2 separate regions of the Mus musculus genome follow, and region 2 is linked to region 1. The links are chromatin loops, found by intact Hi-C in ENCODE. Cell type or tissue: left cerebral cortex. All regions are shown on one strand.

Region 1 (8,000 bases):
CCGAATTCCTTCCCAAGATAGTTGGGAGGCATTTTCCTCCTTGTGTAATAAGCTCTGCTTTGTCCAGGGCAAGTTGGTTCCTTAGCCTGTTTGAACATCATCTCACTCAAGATGAAAGAATAGCCAGTAGTGGGAAGAGAGCCTTCTGCTCAGGAGAGCATAGTTGCAGCCTCAGCATCCAGAGACAATCTGGTTTCAGAACTAGGCTGTCACTAGCCCTTGTGCGATGCCAGACCAGTTACTTCTCTTCTCTGAGCACCAGCTAGTCAAATGGGGACTCGGGTCTCAGTCAGTGGCGTGGCATGGAAGGAGGATCTCAGCCACATAGCAACTGGGGAGTTTTATGCAAATTACTGAAGTTCAGTGAGGCTCGGTTTCCCCGCCTGCAGCTTTGGGATGAGCTCCTATTTCCTAAGGATATAATGAGAGCAGAAAAGAGCTCTCCATGGAGAATATATGGCACTGTTCTCCAGGCAGGGCACGATAACCAACTGTGAAATAAACTCTACGACTTAGGAGCGTTGTTGAAATAATAAATGAACTAGAGAGATGCAGGAGGAAAGACACAGCACAGAGCCAGATGGGTTGACTTCAGAGTTCAGGTTTTTCTAAGTCTAAAGGGCCAGTGAGACGTCTTAGCAGGTAAAAGTGGTTGCCATATTAGCCTGACCACCCAAGCTTGGTTTCTTAAACCCACAGTGGAAGGAGAGACCCAGCTCCTACAAGTTCTTGCCTGACCTCCACGTGTATGTGGTGACACATACACCGTATGGATGCATTCTTGCCCTCACATCACACACATAATAAGATATGATTTTTTAAAGACTTTTAAAAAATGCTCCACACATAACTGGATTCTCCAAATGTTAATTCCCTTACTTTTTAAAGACCCTTTAGTAGAAAAATTCCATGATTCACTTCATGATGGGTTTGATCAAAAACCATTAGCCTACTATCTGGGCAGAGTTTTGGGTTCTGTGATCTATTAGGCTGACTCTAAAATCTCTGAGCTTGTAATATAACACTGGGCCCCCTGGCCTGTGGAACCAGTCTTCCCTTCCTTCTGTGCCTCCGATGTGAATGTGGGAATAGATGACTAATAAGCCTAAGGTGGCCACGAACTGGGAGGGTGGCAAGAAAGGCATCCTCAAACAGGAAATGCTGCCCTGGAGGCTGGATGAGTCACAAGCCACCTGGACCACTCTGCTCGGGCAGAGGACCCTGGGGCACATATTTCAGAATACCACATGTAGCAAGCTAGCATGGCAAGTAGTATCTCCCAAACCCTTACCACAATTAAATTTCACACTAATTGCCCAGGTAGATGGACCACCATGTAGAAACTGCTTTCATTCCTTTGACCTCATTGTGTGGGGGAAACACGGGGTAGACAAAAGGTAAAGGGGGCCCAAGGGGCTCATATGGCCTTGATACATGAAGCTTGATGTGGGCAGGATGACACTTGTTAGCCTTGGGATCTCTGGAGCCAGGTTCAGGGGAAGCCCAGAACAAACCTCCCTAAATGATTTAGAGAAGATGAGGCCCTCCCCCAAACTTCACTCAGTGACAAGGAAGGCCAGCTGTCTCTGATAGGGAAGCAGCCATGCAGAGAAGAAGAGCACCCCCAGCAGTGAGGGGGCTGGGTCTGACTGCTGGCTGGGTGTACTGTTTATCAAATAGCTAGCGTTTGTTATGGCTGGAGCTTTAAGGAGCTAAGAGGTGGGCTAAAGGGAAGCCAGGCTCCCTGATGGTGTGGATAAGGCTGAATCACTGACTTGTATGCAGTGGTTTCTTCTGAAAGTGATAGGAAACCAACTGAAGTTTTACCAGGGAGAAAGAAAAGATCCCACCTGCTTCACACTAGGCTGCATCTAGTGAGACCTTACTCTCAAGATGACAATTGCCTTTGGGTTTGCACAACAAAGCAATCCAGCAGAGAAACCCCACTGGTGTAGCTGGAAGCTGTATTCAGAACGCACTGGCTTGACTCACTGGGGATCTCAGGACCCATCTGCTAAACTTGGACTAGAGGTCAAGTCAGTTACTTGTATATATATCTTCTGCCCCCTTGTATTGATAAAACTGAATTGGTCTGAGTTTTCGAGAGAACAGAGATTCAGGCACAGAGAAGAGCCCATGCCTTGTTCAGGAGGTATACTTTCAGGGCAGTGGGGACAAGATGAAATGAGGCAAAGGTGATACCCAGAAGAAAGGTGATATGCTGCCATGCTAATTAGCACTTCATGGTGAGCTGCAGGGACATTCCTGGCCTCTACTCAGTAGGCCTGCTCACTAGGTCCCTGCCAACTATATAGACAAGCCATGCTTCCAGAGGGAAGGAAGGAAGGGAAAACAGAAAGACAAACAATTGAGGGTAGAAGACCTCAGTGAGCACCAAGAAGGTCAAACTGGCCACATCCTGCAGGTAGATCGTTTCACTCCAGCAGGTGAAGACAACAGGAGAATCAGCAAAGGTGCTGTGTTGGATAGTCTTATATCAACTTAGCATAAACAAGAGCCATCTGAGAGACAGGAACCTCCACTGAGAAAAATGCCTCCAGGAGATAGGGCTTGTGGGCAACCCCATGAGATGGTTTTCTTCAATAATGATTGATGTGGGAGGGCCCAGTTCCCTGTGGGTGGAGCCATCCCTGAGCTGGTGGTCCTGGATGCTTTATGAATGCAGGCTGAGCAAGTCATGAGGAGCAAGCCAGGAAGCAGCATTTATCCATGGCTTCTGCCTCCCACCCTGGCTTCTTTTGATGATGGACTATGATGTGGAAGTATAAGCTGAATTAAACCCTTTCCTCCCTAAGTTTCTTTTGTTCGTGGTGTTCATCATAGCACTAGACAGGTGCATAAACTGCCATCAGCACCATTTGTTCTGCATGGAATCAGAAGTGTTCCCCGAAGGTTCATGTTCTGAATATTTGGCATGAAGACTATGACATGATTTGGGAGGTTCTGTAGCACTGAGGAGTGAAGCGCGACTGAATGAAGTGGTTCACTGCAGGGTGGGTTTTTGAGGTATATCATCTCTACCTACTTCGAGTGATGCTCTCTCTGCTTCCTCCCCACCATGATGTGAATCATTCTGGAAAGTCTTCCTTGTTAAGGGAAACCCAAACCTCTAAAACTATGATCCAAGATAAACCGTTCTGCCCTTAAGTTGTCTGATGGAGGTATTTTGGTCAGAGCAATGCCAAGTAATCATTAATGCACTGGGGTTAACTATTCCCTCTCCCTCCTTCTTCCTGCCCTTCCCTCTCCCTTTTGCTCATAAATTCTACATTGGTTAATAAGGGTGTCCCTAATTCCTGCTATCTATCATGCACATTTACAGTAAGCCAGGCAGTATGGGTGCTTTGTTTCATTTAATTGCCCCATTCAGTTTGTAAAGCCATTTGTTATTAGCATTTTATAAATGGTTAAAATGAGATCTTAAAAGTTTTAATAATTTGCCAGGCAGGAAGTCCCAGGGTTCACGTCTAAGCCAGAGCTGTCTAAATCCAAAGCCTGAGCCACTTACTGTATTGGCTCATGGAGACAGGAATACAAAGTGATTTGAAGGGATGACTACCAATGCTTTTGCAGGTTAAAATGATATGGTTGTACCAGACTTACCTTTCCAGAAAAACATAGTTACCCACACTTAAGCTCAGACTCTGGAGCCACGTTGTCTGGGTTTGAACCCCATCACTTTCTCTACATGCTGGCAAAGTCCCTTCGTTTCTCTATCCCTTCTGTTTTCTTGTCTGTAAACTGGGGATAATGCTGCTCTCTGCTACACAGGAATGCTGTAAGGATTCCGTGAGTAAATAAAGTCATAGCAGGTCACATTATTTGGCACATAGGAGATACTGTGTGGGTATATACTATTATTATTAATTGCACAGCACTTCCTGGATGATAACATGAAGATTTGCAGGATTCTAAGAGGTATCTATGAGGCTCTTCTTTGGGTAGAAGTGCTCACACATCTGGATCGAGGCAGAGATGGGATTCAACTCCAGGTCTCTCTGACTCCACACCCACGCATGGCTGCTCATGGTTCCATCTGGCAGCCAGTCAGCTTGGCTCTCATTCCAGGGATGATTCCCAGGTACCCGGGCCAAGTCTAAGGGCTCCAATAAGCCTGGTTTTTCTCCAGGACTCTTCTCCCAGGCTGCTCCGTGAGAAACTGCCACCCCATTTAAGAAGTACACTTCCCTTCAAATAAATAGGCAACCCCTTCATGTTTTGAACACTAAAGAGTAGTTTTCTCTCCGCCCCCAACTCTACAGCCTGGCTCCTAAATGAGTTTGCTACACTTAGTTTTGTAGTACCCTAACTACAAAATAAATTGCTTTTGCGGAATACACCTCTACGAAGGGAGTAAGGACAGTGTGTGGAACAACCCAGGTTCAAAGCAGGGTATAAACAGAGGGAAATGGTTCGCAATTCCAGCTCCTTGCAAAGATGGGAGAGGGAGGAGAGAAGAGCCATCTTGGGTGTGAAGTGGGTGGTGAAAATGCAGAAGCCACTCCAAGTGGGAAACAAATGGGCTGGAGGCAGAAGGCAGGCAGCAGTGAGAATCCAGGCATCCTTTAGCTGGTAGCTAAGAGAGAGTGTGTGCTTACACACAAGTGTTACAATACGAGACCCAGGGTACCTGACATCTCTGGGCCCTTGTACCTTGGCTCAGACATAGAAATGGAGACAGTTATTAAGAAAGGGAAAGCCCTCCAAAGAACGGGAGTGAGCCGGGAAGCCGAGGCAAGAGCATGCACTCAAAAGAGCAGAACCACAGGGACTCGTGGTCCCTCATTGGTCTTTTCCACACCAACTACCTTCCCACATTTGTGTGTCAGGGCGGTTTCCAAGCATGACCTGTTCTTTATGTGTAGGCCACATAAGGGAAGGGATTCCAGCCTCTCTCTGACAACTGATTTCTTTCCTATGTTAACTTTGCTATAGCTTTTTCTAGTCCCTCCTCCTCCTGTCACACAGAAACTGCCTTCTTCCTGGCTGTACCCTCCACCTTCGCACTTACAACGTCAGCACTACTGTTAGTAAAGCTAAAGGATGGGTTGTATTTGCAAAAAATATTTATGCCACATTTCCCTCAGGTAGAAATGAAAAGGTCTTAGAAATCGGCCCCAGTAGCCTGGCCATTATTATTCACTTTTAGAACAAGCAGAACAACCCACAATAAATAACTCTTCAATACCTGCAATCCCATAAATGGCTCTACCGTCATCCAGCTCTGAACTCTGACAGTGAAGTTAGAACTTAAAGCAGGTGTTGGGACACACCCACAGTTCAGTGACACCCTGGTGGGGCCAGCATACAGCAGGATTCACTGCCCAAATGTATGATCCAAGAGACGGCAAAGCTTCTATGCCGAAGGCATACGGGGCAGAGTGAGGAAGAAGCCAGCTCCAAGCGTCCCTTTGCTGAGTGACAAGTGCTCGTGAGTTATAATGACATCCACATGGTGCCATCTTCCAGGGAAATGCAGGAGAGACCTAGAGCCCGAGGTTTGGATCAGGGGATTGATCATCTAGGTAACACCTGAAATTCCAGACTCAGAAACAATACAGGTGTTTAACATGAGCACATTAAGCAGCCCTGGCATCAAGACACTCTTATGATTCAGGGAGGGGCTGTTTATCAGCAGGTTCCCAGACTAGTCAGGATCATCCTTGCAAGCAGAAGAAGTCTCTAAGATGCAACGTCAGGTCTGCTGTGGGTTAGCTCTTTTGCATGCTGCCCTTAGATTAGCCTCCTGCTTGATCAAAGAATGATCCAAGCAGACCACCTGGTACATACTTCTCAGGACAGCATTGACGTTTTTTTAACACTCTCTGTCCTTACACACACTCTTAACCAGTGGCTGTACGTTTTAGCTGGGAGAACTTGCCTGGCGAGGAACACTGGATGCTAGTACAGGGAAGAAGGGAAGAAGAAATGAAATGATGTCTCTTCAAAGAAAGCAACTTGTGTTTAAACGAATCTCGCAGTAGGAGCATGTTTCTAGGTGTGTGGTAGTGGGTGGGTTAAGCTGGGCAGAACAGTGCAGAAATCTTTCTTTGTTTTGACTATGCAGTGGACTAGCTTGCTGCAGGAAGTCAGGGGTGGTCTCAACCTAGGGGTTCATAGTACAGAGGAGACAGTGGACAGCCCCTACATAGCCACCTTGCAGAAGGACACCTCAGTGCTGGGATGAGCACTGAGTGGCCAGCAGCCAGCCAATCAGGGAAGAACTGCCACAGAACCATGGGAAGAAGCAGCTGTCCCTAATACTAGGCAGCGTGGGCGCTGTTTGACGCTTTGTGGTTTGGATGATGCTTTTGGGCTTTGCCTGAATTCAGAAATGACCCCAGGGTGTCCTTGTCTTTGGCTTCATCTACTGTAAGTCACAGAATTGTCTGGAGCTGGAGTATAAAAGGGTGTTGGTTGCTTATATCCAACAGGAAAATGCCACAGTCTGTGTAAGCTGAGGGTGTCAGGCCAGTTCCTGGTCACCACACAATTCTTTTTTTTCCCCCTCTTTTATCTCTATAATTTACTTTTCTCAATGAAATGGCAGGGTACCCAGCAAGAGTCATTTAAGGGAAGGAGAATGTCTTCTAGCTCAGAGTTCAAGCGTGCAGTCCTTCGAGGTGGGAAGGCATCTGAGACAGCGGGTCACTTTGCATCCACAGTCAGGAAGCAGACAGGGACAAAGGCTGGCCATCCTCTTATTTCCTCTGCTTTATTTGGTCTTGTCCTCTAGCTCATTGAATAGGTACTTGGACTTATGGTGGCTCTTCCTACCTCAGTTAGTGACAGTCGAGAAACTCTTACACAGACGGCCAGACAGTCTTGATCCTCCCAGGCTGATGATGAGTATTAACCATTATAGTATGCCAAACCAAAAATAAAGAATAGAACATTGATAACAGGTAGGAGAACCTGCATTGAAAGCCTTCAGTGAACTGTATGTATCCTTCACAAATTCCAATGTTCAGGGGACATAATAATAAAAAATGGCTTATTTAATAATAGTATAATTATACTACTGAATTAAGTGCTATTAAAATTTATTTAATAATATATATTCTGCAGTAATTATTACAGGCCAAGTATAAATATACTCTTTAAAAACCCTTATTTTACCTTCTTGTCTCTATAAAACTGCTATGTTCTTTTGGAGCAGATAAGAAAATAGGAACTGAGACATGTTAGGCACCAATCATGCGATCACTAATTTAATAAGTGGCAGGGACCAAGTTCAAGCATAGATATCTGCATGACTCCACATTCTCGTCACTGCCTGGAGCACTGTTGACTTGCAGATGTCATGGATATTGAAAGACATGGCTGGCCAAGCTGTTTTCATGAGCCTAGAGTAAAACCTTTGTGACAAATTTGATGCATGTTCACAGACAGGGAATATACAGGAGCCCCAAAAGGCAGAGGGGAAGTTCCTCGGAGCAGCTATCATAGCTGAACCAAGTGAGCTGGTTGCTGCTGGGTATCCTCAGAAAGCAAGGTAAGGATTTGTCTATTGTTTGTTCCTATGTAGCTGGCTAATTAGTCTAAAAAGTGCCGCCCATTATTGATCAGTTTTGTATTCCACCACAATGATGTCTTAATGAAGCCCACAGTCTACAGCTCAAAAATGGGGTGAAAACTTTAAAGCGGATGTGATAGTTAACCTTGCTGTCCCCTTCGGGGGTACAGGACAGTCTCATGAGGGTATTCTTCAATGAGCCTTTTAACTATGCCTCATGGTTAAATGCATCCTTTTTTCTTTACATTTAACCTTTTTCACAGGTCTGTGTATGTCTTGGCAAAACTGTAGCATATGCATCTTCATGGGTTCAGAGCCTGGACATGAGAGTCCATGAATACACATGGGTTTGAAGGTATTCATCATATATCCTGCCCATCATGCCCATTATTTGAGAATGCTAGCTAGAGATCCAGGAGAATGCAAGATATAGAACTCTTACACAGAATACAAGACTGAGTAC
Region 2 (8,000 bases), 92 kb before region 1:
GCAGCCATCCTAAGTCTGGGAGGCTTCTGGCAAGCTTGCCCCAGGAGAGTCAAGATGCTTTGTCTCTATGTTATGAAGATGAGGCTGGCAGGGAAGGGGCAGTCAGAGGCAGAACCACAGTAAGAATCCAGCGGGGAAGCCATAGAAGGGTTAATGTCAGAGGTGATAGTGATAGTGTGAACTTCATCCGGAAACCAAAAGGGTAAGCAAGTGCTCTCCTCCACCAGCCTGCTTCCTGGATGCCAGCATCATGCCCTATTTCCTGCCTTTCCTTCCTGAATGACTAAAATACATGTGATGCATGCACAACCTAACTCTGCACTATGGTTACTGAGAAGGTGCGACGCAGTACACCTCACTCACTCTGATGGCCACACACATAAGAGCTTGTCTTCACACTCATAGATGCTCATGCAGTTCTGTACTAGCTAATTTCCTTCCCGAGTCTTCTGGAAGCAGAGGCAGAGGGAAAATGAGAGAGTAAATAATTGGGAGCCTAATAATTAAAAGTACTATTGAGAAAGGATGTCTCTTGAATCTTTCTGTTTTAATTGTTTTTTTTTTAAATATAACTGACATAGATGTCTCTGAGAAGATATCGCTGATTGACAGCCTATTTGGTTATTAATAACATGTTATCAATCTGCTAGGAATACATTTCGTGTTCGGGGGAGGGCATATCTGAACAAGACTGCTGGAGTACTGGCAACAGTCTCAGATCGGGACACATGTCTGCCTTGTGGAGAGGCAGAGAACCCTGCACAGAACTGGAATTAGCAGGATAAAACAGACAGTGGGCCTGGGGATCCCAATGAGTCGAGTATCAAGGATTTGAAATGCCAGCCTCCTCCAGGGAGACCAGAGCCGTTGCTTAAATATCTAGCTTTACAGGCTGTGTGTTTTGTAAAATTGGAGGCTGCTAATAAGCAGTTCCTGGATAACATGTCTCTAAAATTATGCTAGGTGGTTTTGAAAACTATGCTTTATTTTGATATTTTCTCACTAGTAAAACTATTTATTCTTGAGGTTTTCGAAAGTACGGATAAGCAAATGGGAGAAAATGAGCCACATTAACAAAAGCATTGCTGATGTGTAGGCAAGTACACGCAGTTAAAGAAAAGGTGTAGGCAAATTAAACTTAGAGTTTATTAGAGCAAACTGCACCCCATGAGCCATGCAACACTCAGAGTCCTTGCCTGGCTGCCTGAATAAAATAGCAGAATTTGGAAGATCTGAAATAAAAGCAAAGTCAGGAAACTACCTGCCTGGTTGCAGTCTGGCATCTGCCTGTGGGGCGCGTGGTGTGTTGAGCTGGCTGGCTCTGATTGGCTGAAACCAGATGCTTATGGCTGGCTGAAACTTGGTTGTTCTTATATTTATAATGAAGAGTCGTCAGTAGTTGGTATATAAGATTTGGAAGTACAGGAACACCCTCAGGCAAACATCTTTGTGCTTCTTTAATATGTTCAGCTAGTCTTGTGATCTTCTGTTTCATTGACCAATATACATATCTTTCCCTGTATTTCCAGTATTTACCTACACAATGAGTCATTTTGTGTGGTTGCATAGTATTCCATGCCAGGGAAAGTCGAAGTTCATCTCCGTTTTTCTTCCTATTGTCTCTGTATTCTGCTCAGTGTAGATGCAATGCCTCCTCTGAGACTCCAGCAGCTGGCACTCAAAGACTCTTAAAGATTCTACAGACTCCTAGGCACTTGTACCAGTGACTCAGCATTTCTGTACCCCTAGGCACCTCTTTATGCAAATTCAAGGATGATTAGAATATCTGGAATTTAACATTTTTCAGGATATTTTGACAAACTGACCTCTGAATAATTATTTTTGCCTTATAAAGAATTTCATTGTGTCCAGAATCATTAGATAAAATAATAATGAACTATTACTACTGACCTGCTTGGCAAACTGCTCAATAATTCTTTGCTCTTTTCTTTTCTTTTTTTTTTTTTCTTAATTTCTTTCTTTTTCCTTTTCCCCCTTTTTCTGAAAATCGATTCTTCCCTCACATATCTTTAGTATGGTTCCCTCCCTCTCCTCCTCCCAGTTCTTTCCACACCTCCCTTCCCACCCAGATCCACTTCCTTTCTGTCTCTCATTAGAAAAGAAGAGGCTTCTAAGGGATAATAATAAAATCTAACAAAAGAAAATATTAGACGATAAAAATGAAAACTCTCACATGGACAGGACAAACCAACAGTAGGAAAAGAGCCCAAGAGAAGGCACACGAATCAGAGTCTCACTCACTTGCACACTCAGGAATCACATAAAAACACTAAACCGGAAGCCATAATATAAACACAGAGGCTCAGGTGCAGGCCCTATGCAGGTTGCTTCAGTCTCTGTGAGCCTCTTCCCACCTCCTCTTCCATGGGGTTCCCTGAGCTCTGAGAGGAGGGATTTGATGAAAACATCCCATTTAGAATTGTGTGTAATGCCTGGCTGTGGGTCTCTGTATTTGTCCCGTCTGCTGCAGGAGGGAACCTCTCTGACGATGGCTGAACAGGGCACTGATCTGAGTACAGCAGAATAACATTAGGGCTCATTTTATCACTCTGTTTCCCACTTTTTTGTTTTATTGTTTTTAAGACCAGTATTACTTGGTTTTACCCGAGGTCCTTGGGATATCCAGTCTTCAATTCTTGGTTATCGCACACCAATAAGAAGTATTGAATGTAGGTTCTACCTGATAGAGTGGGCCTTCAATCAAATTAGATATGGGTTGGCTACTCCCACAAGCTTTCTGGCACCATTGCCCTAGTATATCTTGCAAGAGGTACACCATTGTGAATGAAAGGGTTTGTGACTGGCACAGTGTATATCTTTCCATTTTGGTACTGTGCAGGAAGGGTATCTTCCGGTACCAAAGATTTTGGGGAAGGCTCTAAGTAGGTACCAGTACAACCACTCAGAAGTCAATGAGTTAGATAGCTGTTATCTTCAGCAATGGGGCCTTGGGAATGTATTTTTAGAAAGAGAGAAAGATCCGTTTGAAGTCAAAGAAAGACAGACCTGAACATAATGGTTGACATGGAGCTGTCCTATATTAATCAGGTCCTAGCAAAAAAATCCTTTACACCATCATATGAGGTTCTCAGGCTGGGGAGGGGGAAAATGATGTTAAGCATAGGGAGAAGTAAGGACAGCCACTAAAGTTAGTGAAACAGCTAAGAAACTATCCTCCGAGGCTCAATGGACAGAGAAAAGGGCAGGTACTGGCCTAGGAGACAGTTGTATCTGTAGTTATGACTCAACCAGGGAGATGGGGAGATGATGTCTCAGAGGTTAAGAGCACTGGCTGCTCTTCCAGAGGTTCTGAGTTCAATTCATAGCAACCACTTAGTAACTCATAACCATCTATAATGTGATCTGGTAATATATAATAAATAAATCTTAAAACAAACAAACAGAAATATTCAATCAGGGGTTATGCACTCTCCTACATAGGAACTTAGCTCCTGCTAATCCAATACCCAGAGAGTAGTCATCCAGAGAAGACATCCAGCTTCATGCTCTGAACTGTCTCAGACTTCCTACCTGTGCCTCTTATTGGATCCATCTAGAAGCCATGAGGAGACCCGCTGATCTGCTCATGGTTAGGACACAGATTCCCATGCACGGAGCGGTCTGGAAAAGGGGCAGAAAGAAGAGGCGCAGTGGCCTCAGCCTTAGCTGCAAGCACGGGCAGCTTCATTTTTGCTGCTGTTGTCTTTACAGTCAGAAGGATGAAGGAAGAATGGAGCAAAGGGGAAAAATTGAAGATGCTGACAGTGTCCTCTATTGCTGTAGGGGTGTGTGAAAAAGTAGTATGTGTCAGTATGACCGCACTGGGAGCTTCCCAAACTAGGCTTACTTTTTGTCCCCTCTTGCAAGCCACTCCCAGTGTTTGAAAGATGTTGTTATTGGTTTTGTTGTTGTTGTTGTTGTTTTGTTTTGTTTTGTTTTGTTTTGCAATACCTGGGCCAAAGAGCAAAGGAAGGATAAACTGATGGGAGAGGGGAGCCTGGTTTGTCTTATGTAACTCACATCCTCGTGAGAGTTCCATTTGCTTTTATTTTAAGAAGTACCATTTATGAACCCTCTGGGGGGTTAAAGAGCAGAGGAGATGAGGATTCGATGTCAATAGGAAAATCGCTTAGCTCCCGGGATAAATGATGCTTCTGTTTGGGCTTTCTGTTTTTCAAAAGGACCATCTGTTTTCATAAACAGAAATGAGCCTCTCTAGCCACGTTTCCCTCCATAACCCTCTGTCTCTTTGCACAAATGACAGTATTCCCTTCGTGATTCATTCCTGGAGACAGTCCTCTGAGCTAAGCGCGGCTGCTAAATCTGCGCTTGAGTTCTCACCGAGCCCCACGTGGTTCCCACTCGGGCAGCAACTGTGGTTGGATGGCAGCTTTTGTATCTCCAGAGCCAGAGATGGCACACACTTGGCTTGCCAATGGCTCTGCGTCAGGCTTGAAGCAGGGGCTTTTCCTATTCTTGGGAACATCCAAAGTCTTCGAGGGAGTCCAATAAGTGATACTCCTCCCTCCCCGAATTTGGATGCACTTACTGAGAGGCAAAGAGTGGCAGATGGAAGCCAAGATACCATGTTGATTGCTTGGGATGAATAACTTAGTTCAGTCTGGGTGCCAAACAGACTTGGTAATTGGATTCAGAGTTAGGCAGACTGACCCATCTGGTCACGGGCAGTGATGGGTGGAGCAGAAGAAGAGCCAGCTCCTTGGAACAAGAAGAGGTGTGTGCCAACTGCCAGGCCTTACATGGTACTTGAATGAGCTAAGTTCACTCCTTGTTTATTGCTGCTATGACTCATGGCACTGCTTATGGCTGAAGGGACAGAGGGACTGCCGTGGCTCTCCTTCTCATGGAAGTTAGCATTAGAAATCAGGGATAGGTGTGGTACATCCCTATAATCACAGGACTTGAAAGGCTGTGGAAGAGGACCATATGTTTTAGGCCAGCCTGGAGTGTGAAGTAAGAATTTGTCTCAAACAAATAAACAAAGTATGTCAAAAACAAAGGCTGAGATGTAGCTCAGTGGTAGTTCACTTGCCCAGAGGCATGAGGCCAGTGCCCTGAGTTCTATCCCAACAGCATAAGCATACCCACCCACCCTCACGTACACACATTAACAATAACAACAACAACAAATCGCATTAGAACTTATGATGAAAATTTCTTCCCAAAGAGACCTCTGAGTAGCTTGGAAGTTAGAATATGGCTTTGCATGAGCCTCGTCCATGGCATATTCTATGGATGCCTACAGTTTTTGGTGTGCATTTATTTAATACATTAATTGAGCAAACATGCATGACCAAGATGAAAGGATGGTCCTTGATTCACAACACAACAGGAAGCTGCTGAAAGATTCTGAATAAGGGGAAAGCATAATTTCAGATTTGTGTTTTTGAAGAAGTACTCTCTTTCTTCTCTTCTTGTCTTTTCCTGTCTCTCTCTTGTACCCTCTCTTCTTCCTTCCACTCTACATAATAGAAAAAAGTGTCTGAGTAGGGTGATGGAGCCAAAGGTTCCTGCTACTAAGAAGAAATGCAGCAATGCCCAGGACACAATTGGAATCAGAAGAAGGGCACAGATGAACACATGAGCATGGGATATGTAGATGGAGCTGAATGGGTGGGCTGGAGGGCCGGTGTTGGTGTAAGAACCAGTGGGAGAGTGAGAAGATTTAAGAGCTGTGTTCTTATCTGAGTGACCGGATAGATGGAGATCCAGCTAGGGAGGGCCAGGCTGGGCACCTGCTTGAATAATCAGCTGAATGAATAGAAACTAGGCTCCTTGGTGTCTCTTTTAGAAGCTACATTGGACTACACTTTATCCTCGTGTGCCTATGGCATATCTGGTTCACACCTTCTGACTGTAGAACATCATTCAGAGGGTTTCATGTTACCCTCTTTTAGCTTCATTTATGTTACTGAAACACTCAGAACCAGCTTCCTCACGCCCCAAAGCAACTTAGGAAAGAAAGAGTGTGTGCTTTATACCTCCAGGTTGAAGTCCACCATTAAAAGGAAATCAAAGCAGGAACTTAAAGGGACTTCATGTATAACTTCCACAGTTAGGAGCAAAGAGAAACTAATATAGCCACGCTGCCTTTGCTTAATATTCAGCCAGCTTTCTCCAGTCTTATACAGTCCAGAGCACACCCCATAAAATGGTGCCTCCCATATTCAAGGTATATCTTCCTGCATCAATTCACAGTCAAGACAACCCCCCACAGACATGTCCACCATCCAAATTCTTGTAGGTAAGTCTTTGATTGAGACGTTGCTCAACGGGGGTTCTAGGTTGTGGCAAGTTTGGCATTGAAAACTAACCATCACACCCTCCAAAGGACATTCCTTAAGTGAGGGAATCACTGTGGAGCTTGTTCGGGAGTTGTCACTTGTGTTTTGCCTTGTGACAAACACTGGGTAAGGATGAAGTATCCAGCATCAACAGTCAGGCTGATGATTCGCCCAAAGGCTGCGTCTTCTCTGCTCAGTAGCTTCTCTGATTGTTTTAGGTTACATTCCTCTGTTGTCTGATTCATTATCCATGCCATGTGGCTCCCACCCTAGGATAGAACTCAAGTTCCTATGTTGTCCTCCCCCTCTTCCACTTCTTCCTCCCTCAGTGATTTTTAAAGCATGCTGCTTAACCAGCCCATGGGCTCGCCACCTTTTAACAGTAGCCCATGATTGCTCTTTTGACCAAAGGCTTTGTGGGAGCACTAAGCACTTACTTCCTACTCTGTAGCTTCTTCATAGCCTGGTCTTCTTCCAATCTTGGAACAAAATCCCCACGTGTCCTAGCTCTTAAAATAATCTGTGAAAATGGAAAGAACCACTTTTCCACCACCCCCCTTCCTTGAGAATGTCTAAATATACAGTTGTGCCCACGGAGGCTGTAGCATTTCACGCAAATGGCATAGTTCTGTGTGTCTGCTGGCCGAGGCATGCTGGTATTTGAAGGGCATTTGTAGATTGCTGAGTTTTAGCCTCAGTTCAGCCTCCACCTCGCTAACAAGAACATCTCCCTATTCTGAGCTTTCAGTTCCTCACCTCTAATTACTTCTGCTTTGACACACACTTACATTATGGAAAATGAAGAAGTACTTCATGGGCCTGAGCCTGGTGACACCAATGACCCAGGGTCCCATGTACGACTGAAACTCACTTGAGCCTTTGCCCAGATGAGTACAAGTCCCTGTGGTTTTCTTGAGATCCCCTTCTGGACCCCTCCTACAACTGAGGAAAGTTGCACTGCCCTCCTGACCTCAGACCACACAAAGGTATCTTGGACTCTTCTTCCATCATCTTGCTAGCATAGGACTGCACCACAAGGCACCACAAAATTGGTAACTTCCACTACTCACAGTTACCATCTGAAGGCTGGGACACTCAGCCAGGTGTCACAGGCTGCTAATGTCTCTACTCATCCTCTCCCTTAGCCTCTGCCAGTCTCTGTCAGCTGTGGTACTCCTGGGCCAGTAGATAAGATGCTTCACTCTGGTCCCTCTGTCTTCCCACCTCAAGATGTTGCCCAGGGGCTCACCTGCTGGCCCAAATTTCTGTTTATTTGTTCCAGGCCCATACTACCTAGATTTGACCTCATCCTCAATTATCTGACTGCCTCCACCATGACCCCATTTCAAGATAAGATCCCGTGACTGAGGTGCCAGGAGTTGGAATATCAACATGAGAACTTTGAGTAGGTGTACCATAGACCACCTGAATGTGAAAAAGCCCAGGGTGGTCAGAGCTACTGCTGCAGCTTACCCCAGCTTGCCTCCCAGACACTGAGAGGTAGCTATCTGTTCAGTGTCAGAACCCTGAAGTAGTGAACAAAAAAAGAACAGAAGCTGGGGCTGGAGAAGAGAATTAGTGAGTAAGAATGGTTATTATACAAGGGTGAAGAACTAAGTTCAAATCCCTAGCATGCCCCAACTTTACCCTGTGTTGTATGCTAGAGAAATGTGG

Evidence for each region. A loop is a pair of places that touch in the nucleus more often than their neighbours do. Peaks named below come from ENCODE experiments on the same cell type or tissue, not always from the same donor. Only the 100,000 strongest peaks of a DNase experiment are listed, where the experiment ranks them.
Region 2: it touches region 1 in a loop (10-fold over the local background); 2 of 42 quality-filtered maps call a loop at or near these places.

Annotation. Positions count from the first base shown.
Region 1 is chr7:96,561,943-96,569,942 of GRCm38, forward strand. The region is part of intron 6 of Tenm4 (teneurin transmembrane protein 4); the gene reads left to right. Among named protein-coding and RNA genes, the nearest start is that of Gm15412, 220 kb to the left of the region's middle. In left cerebral cortex, no CTCF peak of the experiment used is centred here; DNase peaks (open chromatin) are centred at 246, 4,118 and 4,516; H3K27ac peaks cover 1,155 bases.
Region 2 is chr7:96,470,287-96,478,286 of GRCm38, forward strand. The region is part of intron 3 of Tenm4 (teneurin transmembrane protein 4); the gene reads left to right. Among named protein-coding and RNA genes, the nearest start is that of Gm15412, 130 kb to the left of the region's middle. In left cerebral cortex, no CTCF peak of the experiment used is centred here; DNase peaks (open chromatin) are centred at 4,407, 6,607, 6,873 and 7,386; H3K27ac peaks cover 1,211 bases.